Regions from separate parts of the Homo sapiens genome. Here region 1 is linked to region 2. Evidence: read pairs that join two places in POLR2A ChIA-PET (ENCODE). Cell type or tissue: endothelial cell of umbilical vein. All regions are shown on one strand. Each heading gives the region's core, and the rest is flanking DNA. Links, peaks and the distances in the headings are about the cores only.

The links. Peaks named below come from ENCODE experiments on the same cell type or tissue, not always from the same donor. Only the 100,000 strongest peaks of a DNase experiment are listed, where the experiment ranks them.
Region 1: POLR2A ChIA-PET joins it to region 2 with 6 read pairs; 3 of 35 experiments call an interaction of 5 or more read pairs at or near these places.

The regions. Positions count from the first base shown.
Region 1 is chr19:4,716,722-4,719,221 of GRCh38, forward strand. All of the region lies in intron 3 of DPP9 (dipeptidyl peptidase 9), which reads right to left. Among named protein-coding and RNA genes, the nearest start is that of DPP9, 5.9 kb to the right of the region's middle. In endothelial cell of umbilical vein, for the core only: no CTCF peak of the experiment used is centred there; a DNase peak (open chromatin) is centred at 960; H3K27ac peaks cover 1,696 bases.
Region 2 is chr19:4,609,886-4,622,405 of GRCh38, forward strand. It overlaps the pseudogene LOC100287614. Among named protein-coding and RNA genes, the nearest start is that of TNFAIP8L1, 23 kb to the right of the region's middle. RefSeq lists a silencer at 6,898-7,098. In endothelial cell of umbilical vein, for the core only: no CTCF peak of the experiment used is centred there; no DNase peak of the experiment used is centred there; H3K27me3 peaks cover 282 bases.

The sequences.
Region 1 (2,500 bases), core at 1-2,500, 100 kb after region 2:
ATTCTACAGGTGGGGAAACTGAAGCTGGGAGGTCACTGGAGCTTGCTCCCAATCAGAGCCGAGTGAATGAGCAAAAGGGGTTCAGTGGAGGCAGCCCGGCCCCCGGCCTCCCACTGACATGCTGTGTGATAAGCCCAGCAATTACAGCAGGAAAAGTCACAGAGTGCAGCCCAGAGAACTGCCCGTGCCGTGCTCTGCGAGACACCCGTGTCCTGTGGGAAGGTCCCGTAAGCCAAGGAGAGTAGAAGCCACCTCAGCAAGGGACATACGAAAGGCTCATGGGGCGGAAGACCCCTTGGGAAGGTGGCTTCTGAGTATCACGGCTGTGGGCTGATTTCTGGAGGTCCCTCTCCAACTCGACCCCAAAGAAATGACAGGGGAAAATGCTTCCCTTGTTTCATCCTACTCCATCCAGGCAGGGCCAGCGTGTCCTGCCCTCCAGCCAGAAGGGGCGCAGTTTGTTAGTTCAGCTCCTCCTGAGACAGAAATAAAGACACGAACCAAAGGACATCAGCACTTACAGGGCTCTCAGGTCACACACAGGATGTCCGCGCCCACTGCAGAGCTGCAGGTCCCCTCCAGGGCAGTGGGGAGCCACAAGCAGCGTTAGGCAGCGGCTGGGACCAGGACCGCCTGAGCACTCAAGAACCCCCACTGCCCCAAGCACTGCTGGCAGCAAGCCCAGAAAACTGAGCCCGGGGAGCTCCTCTGAGCGGCCTAAGCACCCCTCTAAGCTGTGCTGCCCCAATTCAAGCCTGGCTCACGGCAGCAAAGAAAAAATGTGACCTTCGGAGCTCCCAAAGGGGCCACCCATAAGCTGAGAGCCTGCCCGGAAGCACTTATAGACCCGCGTGGCTTGTTTTCATTGCAAAGAACAATAAAAATTATCTTGCCTCTGATCACCACTGATAGCCCAAGAAGCAAAAATTCGATCCCGGAGATGAGAAATGAAATGAAACATCGCGAGAAACTTCCAGGAATCTTCTGGATGTGGCTAGACTCTTTAGCTTGAGCTTCCAGACAGGCCGAGGCTTGGTGCTGGAGCCTGGCCCTCCGCTGACCTCTCTTCTACCCGGGGGCACAGCCCGGATTGCAGAGAGGCTGGCGCAAGAGTGAGGGAGCGAGGGCTAGCCTGTGATGGGCTTTCTCCACCTAGCACCACCCTATGCTGTGGCTCAGGGGAGTCAAGAGTTTACACAGCTGCAGAGATGGATTCCAGGCCACTTACTCAAGTCTACCTACTCCTTCCTTCGGCCAATCAGCTGGGTGCCTCTGCGGCCTGTGACACCACCAGCAAACAGCTCCAGACCTCCTAGCATGGTCTCTGTCAAGGCTGGGTGGCAGATCTGTGATCTCCTTTTTAAATTTTTCATTTTTTTTAAGAGATGGGGTCTTGCTATATTGCCCAGGCTGGTCTCAAACTCCTGGGCTCCAGCGATCCTGCCACCTCGGTCTAGCAAATAGCTGGGATGAGAGGGGTGCAAGCCACCGTGCCCAGCTCCAAAGCTCTGTGATGTCTGTGTCTGAGCTGGTGCTTTGGTGGCGAGCGGGGGCGGGGGAGTAGTTGGAGATGGGGGAAGTATTTGGACGCCTAGAAGGAACTGTAGATTCAGTGCTGACTGCAGTTCTGAGTTCAGGCCGACCACAAGGTGATAAGGCAGAAAGAAAGGTGGGAGCCCCTGGCTGGCGTGGGGCAAGGGGCGTATGGGGGTGGTGAGGACAGGGTCCTACCCATGCGCTGGATGGGGAAATGCCTCAAGGTGGACTTTGGGCAGCCGGCCCAGGCCAGGCAAGTGCCCCTGCAAGTGGGGGCTGCCGGGGAAACAGCATGCCACCCTCTGTCCTACCCAAACTGCCCCCAGCACTGCCTGGGCCTTTAGCTTTGATGAGCAACCTTTACAGAGTCACCCAGCAGCCTGTGCCCAGGTGGGACATTAAGTGTGTGCAGATAAGGGAAGGGACACAGATCCCCTTCAGTAACTGACCCCTAAGGCATGTGCCCACCAGACGCTGGGACCACCCGGTTTTAGAGCCCATGGCTGGGCCAATCATAGCCCTTCACACCGTCCCCGTCTTCCCCGGTCCATTCTTCAATTCCCTTCCCAGCTGAGCATGCTCCATTGAAGCAAACAAGCCTAAGAGTATTAGAAAATTGAATACTGAGAAAGGTTCGCAGGGTCGAGGAATTCCTACCGCCTTTTCATCTCGTGCCAGGCCCTGAGACATGGAGTTTACTGACTGCCCCGGGGGGTGCGTGTCTAACCACATTCCATCCACACCTGATTTTAGGGCACTTCTTCAGTTCTGGGATCCTCCTCATTTTCAGGACCAAAATAATGGGCTCACACCTGTAATCCCAGCACTTTGGGAGGCCGAGGCGGGCAGATCACAAGGTCAGGTGATCGAGACCATCCTGGCTAATGTGGTGAAACCCCGTCTCTACTAAAAATACAAAAATTAGCCAGGTGTGGTGACACGCACCTGTACTCCCAGCTACTTG
Region 2 (12,520 bases), core at 5,866-8,365:
GAAGTGTATGTAATTTTTGAATTTATTTTTGCAGGCAGGCACTACTCAACATGGTACAATGTGTGCTTGTTCCTATCTGCCTCCTGCTCTGGAATGTCAACTCCAGGAGGGCAGACTTCTGTCTGTCTTGAATGCCACAGTGTCCCCTGTACCTCAAATACTGTTTGGCACACAGTAGGCACTCAATACGTGTTTGTTTATTCCGCAAACAACTATGAAGCACCCACTGTGTTGTTCTCACACGGAGGTGGAGTTTTTCATGCTCCGAGGACTTGGGGCAGAGAGAAGGACAAGTAGGAGCCACGGTGACTGCGACTTCCTTTTTTTTTTCTGCAGCCTCAGGTGCCAGCAGCAATAACACAGGACCTCTAGGCAGAGGAAGGGAAGAGGCGCTGAGGGAGGCAGGGCTTCTGCGGCGGGGAGGGGGGGGCAGAGCCCCTGGGGATCAGGCCAGGGAGGCGGGAGTCCTGCTGGAGTCCCTGGGGTCCCCAGCAGAGAGGCTGGCTGGCTGCCCTGCCCTGGCCTGGCTGCTTTTTCTGGCTTGGACGGGAAGGGCTGACACCGCCAGAGGAGGGCAGGGTGGAGGCGGGGAGGGGGCCCGCACCTGGACCCAGGAAGAGGTGGGGGAAAGAAGTGGAGCCTGGGAAGGGGAGACAGAGGAGGTGAGGAGAGAAAGAGAGAAACCAAGAGAGATAGAAAGAGACCCACACAGAGAAGCTGAGCTGGAGTCAGACAGATAAAAGACACGGAGAGACTCACGCAGAAGGTGGCAAAGACAGAAACACAGAGAGATGGACAGAGACAGTCAGAGATAAAGGGAGACTCAGAGAGACAGAGGAGACCCACAGAGATACAGACTCAGAGAGATAGAGAGACACAGACCTAGAGAGAGAGAGAACAACAGAGACAGAGATAGAAAGAGATAGTCAGAGATAAAAGGAGACTCAGAGAGATGGAGAATTAGCCGGGCGTGGTGGCGGGCGCCTGTGATCCCAGCTACTCGGGAGGCTGAGGCAGGAGAATCGCTTGAACCCGGGAGGCAGAGGTTGCAGTGAACCGAGATTGCACCACTGCACTCCAGCCTGGGAGACAGAGGGAGACTGTCCCCCCGCCAAAAAAGAGAGAGAGAGAGAGAGACAAAGAGACTTAGAGAGAGAGAGAGAGGGAAAGAAAGACAGGGATAAAAGTAGATTCAAAGAGACAGAGAGAAAACAAGAGAAAGGAGACCAATAGAGATCAAAAGAGGTAGTCAGAGATAAAAAGAGACTCAGAGAGACCTAGAGACAGAGAAAGACAGAGACAGAGACTTAGAAAGAGAATGGGGAAGAAACAGAGAGATAGAGGCAGGCGAGAGGCTCCCTAGCCCATCCCCCTCCCCAATTTTCCTCTCTGGGGCACCCCTGGGGTCTGGGGCTCTAACCCTGTCCTGGTCCCCACCCCTCCCCCTAGCTGGTACTTCAGACCCCCTCCACAAACTGGCTGAGTGCCCCCAGTCCCTAACTCAGGGTCTCCTCAGCTCAGAGCTCCGGGGCTCAGCCCTGAGACCTTCTGGGATTCAGGATCCGAATGCCCAGTGGAGCCAGAATCTGAATCCCAGAGGCAGGGACACCATTAATCCTGGAAAGAGGGCACCCCCTCCACCCGGGCCTGAGCTGAGAGCGGGGAGGCTGTCTATATGAAGCCCCCACTTCACACTTCCCACAGGAGAGATTCACCCTGTTTCACAGGGGAGGAAACTGAGGCTTGGAGAAAGACGGGATTGTGGAGAGGTACACGTTTGTTCATCCAGAAAATATGCACTGAGATGGGCGCAGTGGCTCATGCCTGTAATCCCAACACTTTGGGAGCCCGAGGTGGGCAGATCACCTGAGGTCAGGAGTTCGAGACCAGCCTGACCAACATGATGAAACCCCGTCTCTACTTAAAAATACAAAAATTAGCCGGGCGTGGTGGCGGGCGCCTGTAATCCCAGCTACTCAGGAGGCTGAGGGAGGAAAATCGCTTGAACCTGGGAGGCAGAGGTTGCAGTGAGTGGAGATCACGCCACTGCACTCCAGCCTGGGTGACAGAGTGAGACTCCGTCTCAAAAAAAAGAAAGAGAAAAAAATGAGAGCGGGAAAGAAAGAAAGAATACTGGGTATCATATAATTGACTCATAAATATTTCAATTTTTCAATTTGTATCTTTTTTTTTTTTTTTGAGACAGAGTTTCTCTCTTGTTGCACAGGCTGGCGTGCAATGGCGCAATCTCGGCTCACTGCAACCTCCACTTCCTGGGTTCAAGCAGTTCTCCTTCCTCTAACTGGGATTATAGGAGTGCGCTACCACGCCTGGCTAATTTTGTATTTTTAGTAAAGACAGGGTTTTACCACATTGATCAGGCTAGTCTTGAGCTCCTGACCTCAAGTGATTCACCTGCCTAGGCCTCCCAAAGAGCTGGTATTATAGGCATGACCAATTGGTATCTTTAAAAGATAAGGAGGACTATGCTGAAAATTTTAACAATGGCCACCTGCAGTGGCTCATGCCTGTAATCCCAGCACTTTGAGAGGCTGAGGCAGGTGGATCACTGGAGGCCAAGAGTTCGAGACCAACCTGGCCAACATGGTGAAATGCCATTTCTAATAAAAATACAAAAATTAGCTGGGCGTGGTGGCAGGGGCCTGTAATCCCAGCTACATGGGAGGCTGAGGCAGGACAATCATTTGAACCAGGGAGGCAGAGGTTCCAGTGAGCCGAGATCGTGCCACTGCACTCCAGCCTGGGCAACAGAATGAGACGGAGTCTTGCTCTGTCACCCAGGCTGGAGTGCAGTGGCACGATCTTAGGTCACTGCAAGCTCTGCCTCCCAGGTTCACGCCATTCTCCTACCTCAGCCTCCTGAGTAGCTGGGACTACAGGCATATGCCACCACGCCCGGCTAATTTTTGTATTTTTAGCAGAGACGGGGTTTCACCATGTTAGCCAGGATGGTCTCGATCTCCTGACCTCGTGATCCACCCACCTTGGCCTCTCAAAGTGCTGGGATTACAGGTGTGAGCCACCGTGCCTGGCCAACAATAATTTTATTCTATCAGCAAATATCTCATCGGCCTCAAATTTCTATCAAAAGTGTCATAATTTTTTTTACAGTTTGGAGCATGATCCAAATACAGTTCACACATGTATTTGGTTGATATGTCTTTTTTTTTTTTTTTTTTGAGACCGAGTCTTGCTCTGTCACCCAGGCTGGAGTGCGGTGGCGTGATCTCGGCTCACTGCAATCTCCACCTCCCGGGTTCACGCCATTCTCCTGCCTCAGCCTCCTGAGTAGCTGGGACTGCAGGCACCCACCGCCACACCCTGCAAATTTTTTGTATTTTTAGTAGAGACGGGGTTTCACCATGTTAGCCAGAATGGTCTTGATTTCCTGACCTCGTGATCCACCCGCCTTGGCCTCTCAAAATGCTGGGATTACAGGCGTGAGCCACCGTGCCTGGCTGCTTGATATGTCTTAAAGTTTCTTTTAGCCTATAGGTTCCTATCCATCGCTTTCTCTTCTTTTTTTTTTTCGTGTAATTTATTTGCTGATGATGCATTATTTTATTTTAGGTGTATTCAAAAGAACATACACATGGATTTTGTTTATTCTTTGTTGTTTCTATGTATGCAATCTGACAGCCTATGTCTTTTAAGCGATCAGTTTAATTCATTTATATTTATTGTGTTTGCCAACATATTTGGCTTTATTTTCATCACTTTCTTTGATTGTATTTTATAGTTAATATGAATTTTTTCTGCTGCTTCCTTTTCATCTTCTCTTCAACCTTCTGCTGAATTTGCCAGATTTTCTTTGTTCCTTCTCTTTTTTTTTTTTTTTTGAGACAAGAGTTTCGCTCTTTTTGCCCAGGCTAGAGTGCAATGGCGTGATCTTGGCTCACTGAAACCTCTGCCTCCCAGGTTCAAGCGATTCTCCGGCCTCAGCCTCCCAAGTAGCTGGGATTACAGGCGCCCACCACCAAGCCTAGTTAATTTTATATTTTTAGTAGGGATTGGGGTTTTACTACGTTGGCCAGGCTTCAAACTGTAAAAAAAATTGGGTCTCAAACTCCTGACTTCATGTGATCCACCCGCCTTGACCTCCCAAAGTGCTGGGATTACAGGCATGAGCCACCGTGCCCGGCCCAAGCCCAGCCAATTTAATATTTAAAGTAGAGATAGGATTTTACCATGTTGGCCAGGCTGGTCTTGGACTCCTGACCCCAGGTGATCTGTCCGCCTCGGCCTCCCAAAGTGCTGAGATTGCAGGTATGAGCCACCGAGCCTGGCCTTCTTTGTTCCTTTCTTATTCCCCCTCATGATTTGGAAGTTATGCATTCCATTTCTGCCTTTGAGTAGTCACCCTTACACTCTTACCATGTATACTTAGCTTACAATAACTGGAAGTTAATCAACATCTCTTTGTTCCTCCGAATGAGACAAGGACTTCAGATGTGTACATACTGGAGCTTTCCTCCACTCTGCATGTCACTTTTATCCCATATTTGAGTTCTGCCTTGGCACACCTAAGGATGGAGATGAGGACAGGGGGTGGTGTGTGCCCATGTGGGTCACCATTCTCCCAGATGGATGGCAGATGTGGAGATGGATTCCAGAGACCCTAACTGTCTGTGAGTTCAGGCAGGTTCTGCATTGGGCCTCAGTTTCCCCATTTGTAGGACAGCACTGAGTCCCTCTAGGGCTAATATCTGAAGACTGTGAGCTCCCACCCTCTCCCTTCTTCCCACCACTCAGGATGACCAGAGTGCAGGGGCCTCTGGTTACACTGCAGATAATGAGGGGCCTCTGTCGCTAGGCCCACCACAAAATGAGCTTGCAGGAGAACGCGACAGCTAATGTCATTATTTACTTCACTGAGCTAAATAATCTAGGGAATTGCTCATCAGGACCTGATAATTTGATTGGATTTCATGCACAATTAGGTCTTCAGAGCTGAGGCATTAGTCGGCGAGTTCAGGAAAGACACCAACCTCCCTGCTGGAGAGGCTCAAGGTAAGGGGACAACGACGGAGATCCCCAGCCCCAGGAAAGGGTCAGGCGTGCAGGCCAGAGGGAGGCCTGAATTGGCCAAATTCAGTGGATCCAGCCTAGGCTGGAGCTGGAGACCCACCAGTCATAGTCAACTTGACATTGCTTACTTACGAGTTGGTTGATATTAGCAGAATTATTATTATTATTATTATTATTTGAGATGGAGTCTTGCTCTTTTGCCCAAGCTGGAGTGCAGTGGCGCGATCTTGGCTCAGTGCAATCTCCGCCTTCTGGATTCAAGCGATTCTCCTGCCTCAGCCTCCCGGGTCGCTGGGATTACAGGCACCCGCCACCATGCCTGGCCAGGAGAATGATATCACGGGAGAAACAACCATAGTGAACACAGTTAGGTTTGGTCACTTTTGCTTGAGATGTTTATTTTTCTTCTTACATGAAAGAATTCAAGATGACCCCTTAAAATCTAAGTCAGGGCCAGGCTCAGTGGCTCACATCTGTAATCCCGACACTTTGGGAGGCCGAGGAGGGTGGATCACCTGAGGTCAGGAATTTGAGACCAGCCTGGCCAACATGGTGAAACCCCATCTCTACTAAAAAATACAAAACTTAGCCAGGCAAGGTGGCAGGCGCTTATAACCCCAGCTACCCTGGAGGCTGAGGCAGGAGAATCGCTTGAACCTGGGAGGCAGTGGTGGCAGTGAGCCAAGATCATGCCACTGCATTCCAGCCTGGGTGACAGAGTGAGACTCCATTTCAAGCAGAAGAAGAAAAAAATCTAAGTCAGATCTGTCCTTCTCCTGCCTACAGCCCTCTGGCTCCCACCTCCCTCCAGGTCAAAGCTCAAGTCCTCCCAGAGGCCCACCAGGCTCTTTACAACCTTTCCTGCCCCCTTCCTGCCCTCCCCTCCTCCCTCTCTTCGCCTCGTTCACTCTGCCCCAGCCAGACGGGCCTCTTCACTGTCCCTCCAACACCAATACACCAGGTGCGGTCCTGCTCCAGGGCCTTTGCATGGGATGCACCCTCTTCCCAGAACAGCTGTGCCCCCAGATCCCCTCAGAGTTGTCTCATTTTCCTGTTCTAGGTCTCAGCTTAAACGTCACCTCCTCAGAGAAGCCATTCCTGGCTAAAATAACTTCATCCCCACCATTTGCTATGACGTCATCTTGTTAAATTATTACCTAGGCTCAGCACCCCAATCCAAAAATCCAAAATCCAAAATCCAACATGCTCCAATTGAAAATGCTTTGACCGACGAGTTAATGGGTGCAGCACACCAGCATGGCACATGTATACATATGTAACTAACCTGCACATTGTGCACATGTACCCTAAAACTTAAAGTATAATAATAATTTAAAAAAAAAAAAAGAGAAAATGCTTTGACCGCCGACATGGCACTCAAAGGTAATAAGGCTCCTTGCAGCATTTCAGATTTTGGATTTTCAGATTAGGGATGCTCAGCTGGCAAGTATAATGAAAATATTCTGAAATCCGAAAAAATCCCCAATCCAAAACACTTCTTCACCATGGAAAAATGCTTCTGTTCCAAAGGTTTTTTTTTCTTTTTTCTTTTTTTTTTTTTTTTTTTGAGACGGAGTCTTGCTCTCGCCCAGGCTGGAGTGCAGTGGCGCCATCTCGGTTCACTGCAAGCTCCGCCTCCCGGGTTCACGCCATTCTCCTGCCTCAGCCTCCCGAGTAGCTGGGACTACAGGCGCCCGCCACCACGCCCGGCTAATTTTTTGTATTTTTAGTAGAGACGGGGTTTCACCGTGTTAGCCAGGTTGGTCTCGATCTCCTGACCTCGTGATCTGCCTGCCTTGGCCTCCCAAAGTGCTGGGATTACAGGCGTGAGCCACTGCGCCCGGCCTTTTTTATTTTTTATTTTTTTTGAGGCAGAGTCTTACTCTGTCCCCCAAGCCGGAACGCAATGACGCAATCTTGACTCACTTCAACCTCCGTCTCCTGGGTTCAAGTGAGTCTCATGCCTCAGACTCCCAAGTAGCTGGGATTACAGGTATGCGTCAGCACCCCTAGCTAATTTTTTTTTTTTTTTTTTGAGACGGAATCTCGCTCTGTCACCCAGGCTGGAGTGCGATGGTGTGATTTCGGCTCACTGCAACCTCTGCCTCCTGGGTTCAAGCGATTCTCTTGCCTCAGCCTCCCAGGTAGCTGGGATTACAGGTGCCCACCACCATGCCCAGCTAATTTTTTGTATTTTTAGTAGAGACGGGGTTTTGCCATGTTGGCCAGGCTGGTCTTGAACTCCTGACCTCAGGTGATCCACCCGCCTCGTCCTCCCAAAGTGCTGGGATTACAGGTGTGCGCCACCATACTTTTGTATTTTTAGTGGAGATGGGGTTTCACCATGTTGGCCAGGCTAGTCTCGAACTCCCAACTTCAGGTGATCTGCCTGCCTCAGACTCCCAAAGTGCTAGGATTACAGGCATGAGCCACTGCATCCAGCCATCCCAAGCATTTTGGATAAGGGATTCTCAGCCTGTTTTATCCCAGGGACCAGTGTCTGGTGCCCCCACTCTCTTCCCAACTCTGAGCTCCCCAGGATTGTCCCTCTGTCCCAGCCCTGACCCCTCAGTCAGTGTCCAGCTGTGTCCAGTTTTACTTCTCCACAGCCTGGTGGCTCCTCATGAGCCAAACCAAGACGGAGGACTCTCTGGGCCCCAATGCCTGTATTTTGGGGTACATGACCCTGGAGGCCTTTCCTGCGTCATCTCCATCCTATCCCCTCCACAGCACCCATTCCAACATGAGCCACAGGACAATCTTGCCATGTCCAAGTGCACTGACTTTATTTCACCCCCACCCGGCCTTTGCCCATGCTGGTCCCTGTACCAGAAACGCTTTTCCCCAAAGCCTTTTCTTCCTGGCAATCAATTGCCTTCAATAGCTTTGCTTCCAGCTCCTCTTTCTGAGCCCCTCTGGCCACTGCCCACCCAGTTCTGGGTTTCTTCCACCCCAGCCTGAACATGAGGGGCTGTGGGGTGGACTCTGGGAGACCCCGAGGCTCCAGCACTGGCCAAGACTGGCCCGAATACCCCATGATGCCTGCTAAAAGAACCCCCAAAAGCTACTCAGGCGATTATGATCCGAACAGCACTCTGAGTGTCTAGGGCTGGCCACATCTCTCTCCCTCTCTCCCAGTTCTCCATGATGATCTCTCCGTCTCTCCTTATCTCTGTGTGTATCTCTGGGTCTCTACACGTCTCTCTGTGTCTACATCTCCCTCTCTCCCTCTCTCTCTCCCTCTCCCCCCTTTCTCCCTCCGTTTCTCTTTCTCTCTCCCTCCTCTTTCCTTCCCCCTCTCTTTCTCTCTCTCCCCTTTCTCATTCTCTCTTTCCCCCTCTCTCCCCGCCCTTTCTCATTCTTCTCTCTCTCTCCCCAGCCCTCTCTTTCTCTGTCTTCCCCCGACCCCCCACCTGGGTCTCTCTGCTTCTGTATCTTTTTGTCTCTGCTCCTCCCATGGGGCACCAGCTTCACCCACCACCTTCTTCCCCACCCCTCCCTCTTCTCCACTTTCTCCCTTCCCCACGCCACTGTGGATCTGGCACTGGCTGGGCACAGGGGGATGGTCTGGCCTTCCTCCCCCACCTCTCCTGTCTCTGCCTCTCCTCTGACTCAGCCTCTCCTCTGTCTCTGCCTCTCCTCTGACTCGGCCTCTCCTCTGTCTCTGCCTCTCCTCTGCCTCTCCCTCTCCTCTGTCTCTGCCTCTCCTCTGTCTCTCCCTCTCCTCTGTCTCTGCCTCTCCTCTGTCTCTCCCTCTCCTCTGTCTCTCCCTCTCCTCTGTCTCTGCCTCTCCTCTGTCTCTGCCTCTCCTCTGTCTCTCCCTCTCCTCTGTCTCTGCCTCTCCTCTGTCTCTCCCTCTCCTCTGTCTCTCCCTCTCCTCTGTCTCTGCCTCTCCTCTGTCTCTGCCTCTCCTCTGTCTCTCCCTCTCCTCTGTCTCTGCCTCCCCTCTGTCTCTCCCTCTTCTCTGTCTCTGCCTCTCCTCTGTCTCTCCCTCTCCTCTGTCTCTGCCTCTCCTCTGTCTCTCCCTCTCCTCTGTCTCTGCCTCTCCTCTGTCTCTGCCTCTCCTCTGTCTCTGCCTCTCCTCTGTCTCTGCCTCTCCTCTGTCTCTCCCTCTCCTCTGTCTCTGCCTCTCCTCTGTCTCTCCCTCTCCTCTGTCTCTGCGTCTCCTCAGTCTCTCCCTCTCCTCTGTCTCTCCCTCTCCTCTGTCTCTGCGTCTCCTGTCTCTGCCTCTCCTCTGTCTCTCCCTCTCCTCTGTCTCTGCCTCTCCTCTGTCTCTGCCTCTCCTCTGTCTCTCCCTCTCCTCTGTCTCTCCCTCTCCTCTGTCTCTGCGTCTCCTCTGTCTCTGCCTCTCCTCTGTCTCTCCCTCTCCTCTGTCTCTGCCTCTCCTCTGTCTCTGCCTCTCCTCTGTCTCTCCCTCTCCTCTGTCTCTCCCTCTCCTCTGTCTCTGCGTCTCCTCTGTCTCTGCCTCTCCTCTGTCTCTCCCTCTCCTCTGTCTCTGCCTCTCCTCTGTCTCTGCCTCTCCTCTGTCTCTCCCTCTCCTCTGTCTCTGCCTCTCCTCTGTCTCTGCGTCTCCTCTGACTCCGCCTCTCCTCTGTCTCTGCGTCTCCTCAGTCTCTCCCTCTCCTCTATCTCTCCCTCTCCTCTGTCTCTCCCTCTCCTCTGTCTCTGACGTTCTATTTCCGTCTCGCAGGCTCTGGGTGCACATCTCCCCCGGGGCTGCCAACCTCTGGGCTCCACACTCCCCACTCTCCTGCGGCACCCCCCTCTCTGCTACTTCCAGATCCCCCACCTGCTCCTGCCTCCCAGGTACTGAGGCAGAGACGGGAGATGGAGTTTATGAGTTTTTTTGAGGCGGGGTCTCGCTCTGTCGTCCAGGCTGGAGCGCCTCATAGTGGTGCGATTATAGCTCACTGCAGCCTCGAACTCCTGGGCTCTAGCAATCCTCCTGCCTCAGCCTCCTGAGTAAATGAGACTACAGTTGCCTGCTACCATGCCAGCTAATTTTTAAATTTTCTGTAGAGATGGGATCTCGTTACATAGCCCAGGCTGGTTTTGAACTCCTGGCCTCAAGGGGTCTTCCCGCCTCAGCCTCCCAAAGCGTTGGGATTCAGGCGTGTGCCAGAACACCTGGCCCAGGGAGATGGAATTCAAATGGATTTTAAGGCTTCACCTTCTCCCTGGCTGGCTGGGGAGGAACAGAGAGGGAAAGGGGCCTCCCCGAGGTCACACAGCACCTGGCCTGGGACCCCCTGCGGCTTTGAGTGGGAGTCCCCACAGGGCTCCGGATTTGAGTTCAGCAGCCCAACCCTTGCTGTGCGATTGGGGGCAGTCAACTCTGCATCTCGGAGCCTCAGTGTCCTCCTCTGTGTAGCAACAATGGCTGTGCCACCTCCATGGGTGACAGTGAAGCCAGCCAACATAGGGAAGGTGCTTCTGACTTTAGAACATGGGAAATTGGAAGCATGGGAACTACTATAGACATCTATTCCCATTCCCAGGAGGTGGCCGGGCGCTGTGGCTCACTCCCAGCACTTTGGGAAGCTGAGGCGGGTGGTGAAACCCCATCTCTACTAAAAATACAAAATTAGCTGGGTATGGTGGCACATGCCTGTAATCCCAGCTACTCGGGGAGCCGAGGCGGGAGACTCACTTGAACCTGGGAGGCGAAGGTTGCAATGAGCTGAGATCGTGCCACTGCACTGCAGCCTGGGCAACAGAGTAAGACTCTGTCTCAAAAAAAAATTATATATATATATTCCCAGGAGGCGGAATGGGAGGATGGGAGGTGGGGAGGGGCCAGCTTTGTGTGAGACCCTCATCCAGAGGGCAAATTTGTTCTGAGAGAGTGCCCAGGGGTGCACAGACTTGGGGTGAGGCGGCTGGGAAGAGCTTGTCTGTTTCACCAAGAAATAAGTGTGAATGCAGGGAGATGGGGGTGGAGGAGAGCACTGGGGTTGCCTAGCAACAGAGATGAAGCTGACAGACAGGATCCAGACCTGCTGTCCAGGGTCTGGGGGGTTTCAAGAAAGGGGGGTGCTGATATTTGGGATCTTGTGTTTTTCTGGCTGAGAAGGTATCCCCACCATGGCCCTCCAAACTTCAGCAGAGTTGACCCCAGACTCAGGGGTCTTAGGGACCCCGGAGCCTAGAACAGAGAGATTCAGTGGTAGCCGGAGATTCATGTACTCGGGAAAGAAGCAGTGGAGACAAAAGCAGACTCGGCCCCCTTTCCAGCCCCGGCCCTGACAGTTGCAGAGATGTTGATGGCTGAGGAGAACCGGATTGCCATTTATGAACTTCTCTCTCTCTCTTTTTTTTTTTTTCTGTGACTTGAGTTTTGCTCTTGTCGCCCAGGCTGGAGTGCAATAGTGTGGTCTCGGCTCACTGCAACCTCCGCCTCCTGGGTTCAAGTGATTTTCCAGCCTCAGCCTCCTGAGTAGCTGGGATTGCACGTGCCCGCCACCACGCCTGGCTAATTTTTATATTTTTAGTAGAGACGGGGTTTCACCATGTTGGCCAGTCTGGTCTCGAAATCCTGACCTCAAGTGATCCCCCCGCCTCAGCCTTCCAAAGTGCTGGGATTACAGGTGTGAGCCCCCGTGCCCAGTCTATGAACTCCTTTTTAAGGAGGGAGTCATGGTGGCCAAGAAGGATGCCCACCTGCCTAAGCACCCAGAGCTGGCAGACAGGAATGTGCCCAACCTACACGTCATAAAGGCCAAACAGTCTCTCAGATCATGAGGTCATGTGAAGGAACAATTTGCCTGGAGACATTTTTTTTTTTTTTGAGATGGAGTCTCGCTCTGTCGCCCAGGCTGGAGTGCAGTGGCGCAATCTCGGCTCACTGCAACCTCCGCCTTCCGGGTCCAAGTGATTCTTCTGCCTCAGCCTCCTGAGTAGCTGGGATTACAGGCACCCACCACCATGCCTGGCTAATTTTTGTATGTTTAGTAGAGGAGGGGTTTCACCATGTTGGTCAGGCTGGTCTCGAACTCCTGACCTTGTGATCCGCCCGCCTCAGCCTCCCAAAGTGCTAGAATTACAGGCGTGAGCCACCATGCCTGGCCAACTGGAGACGTTTCTACTGGTACCTTACCAATGAGGGTATCTAGTGTCTCCATGATGACCTCCAGCTGCCCTCAGAGAGTGTGCCTGCCACTCTATGCCGCAGCCGTCCAGAGACTGGTAGACCTTGGCCTAAACGTCTGGAGGGTGAGTGCCCTCCAAGACTCCCAAGAGGGGAAGCTGACAGAGACCCACAGGTGGGGCGCTGTGCCCCCTGGTGCTGGCCAGGAAGCCAAGGCTGGGGCTGGGCCAGCAACCGAATTCCAGTTTAGAGGTGGATTTGGTGGTGGACATGGTCAGCCACCTCGGTAAAATTGGAGAGGATTAGTTTGCACTGAATAAACTTACAGCCAGAAAAACAAACAAACAAACAAAAAACAGACTTGGCCCTGTCTTCCTGGCAGTT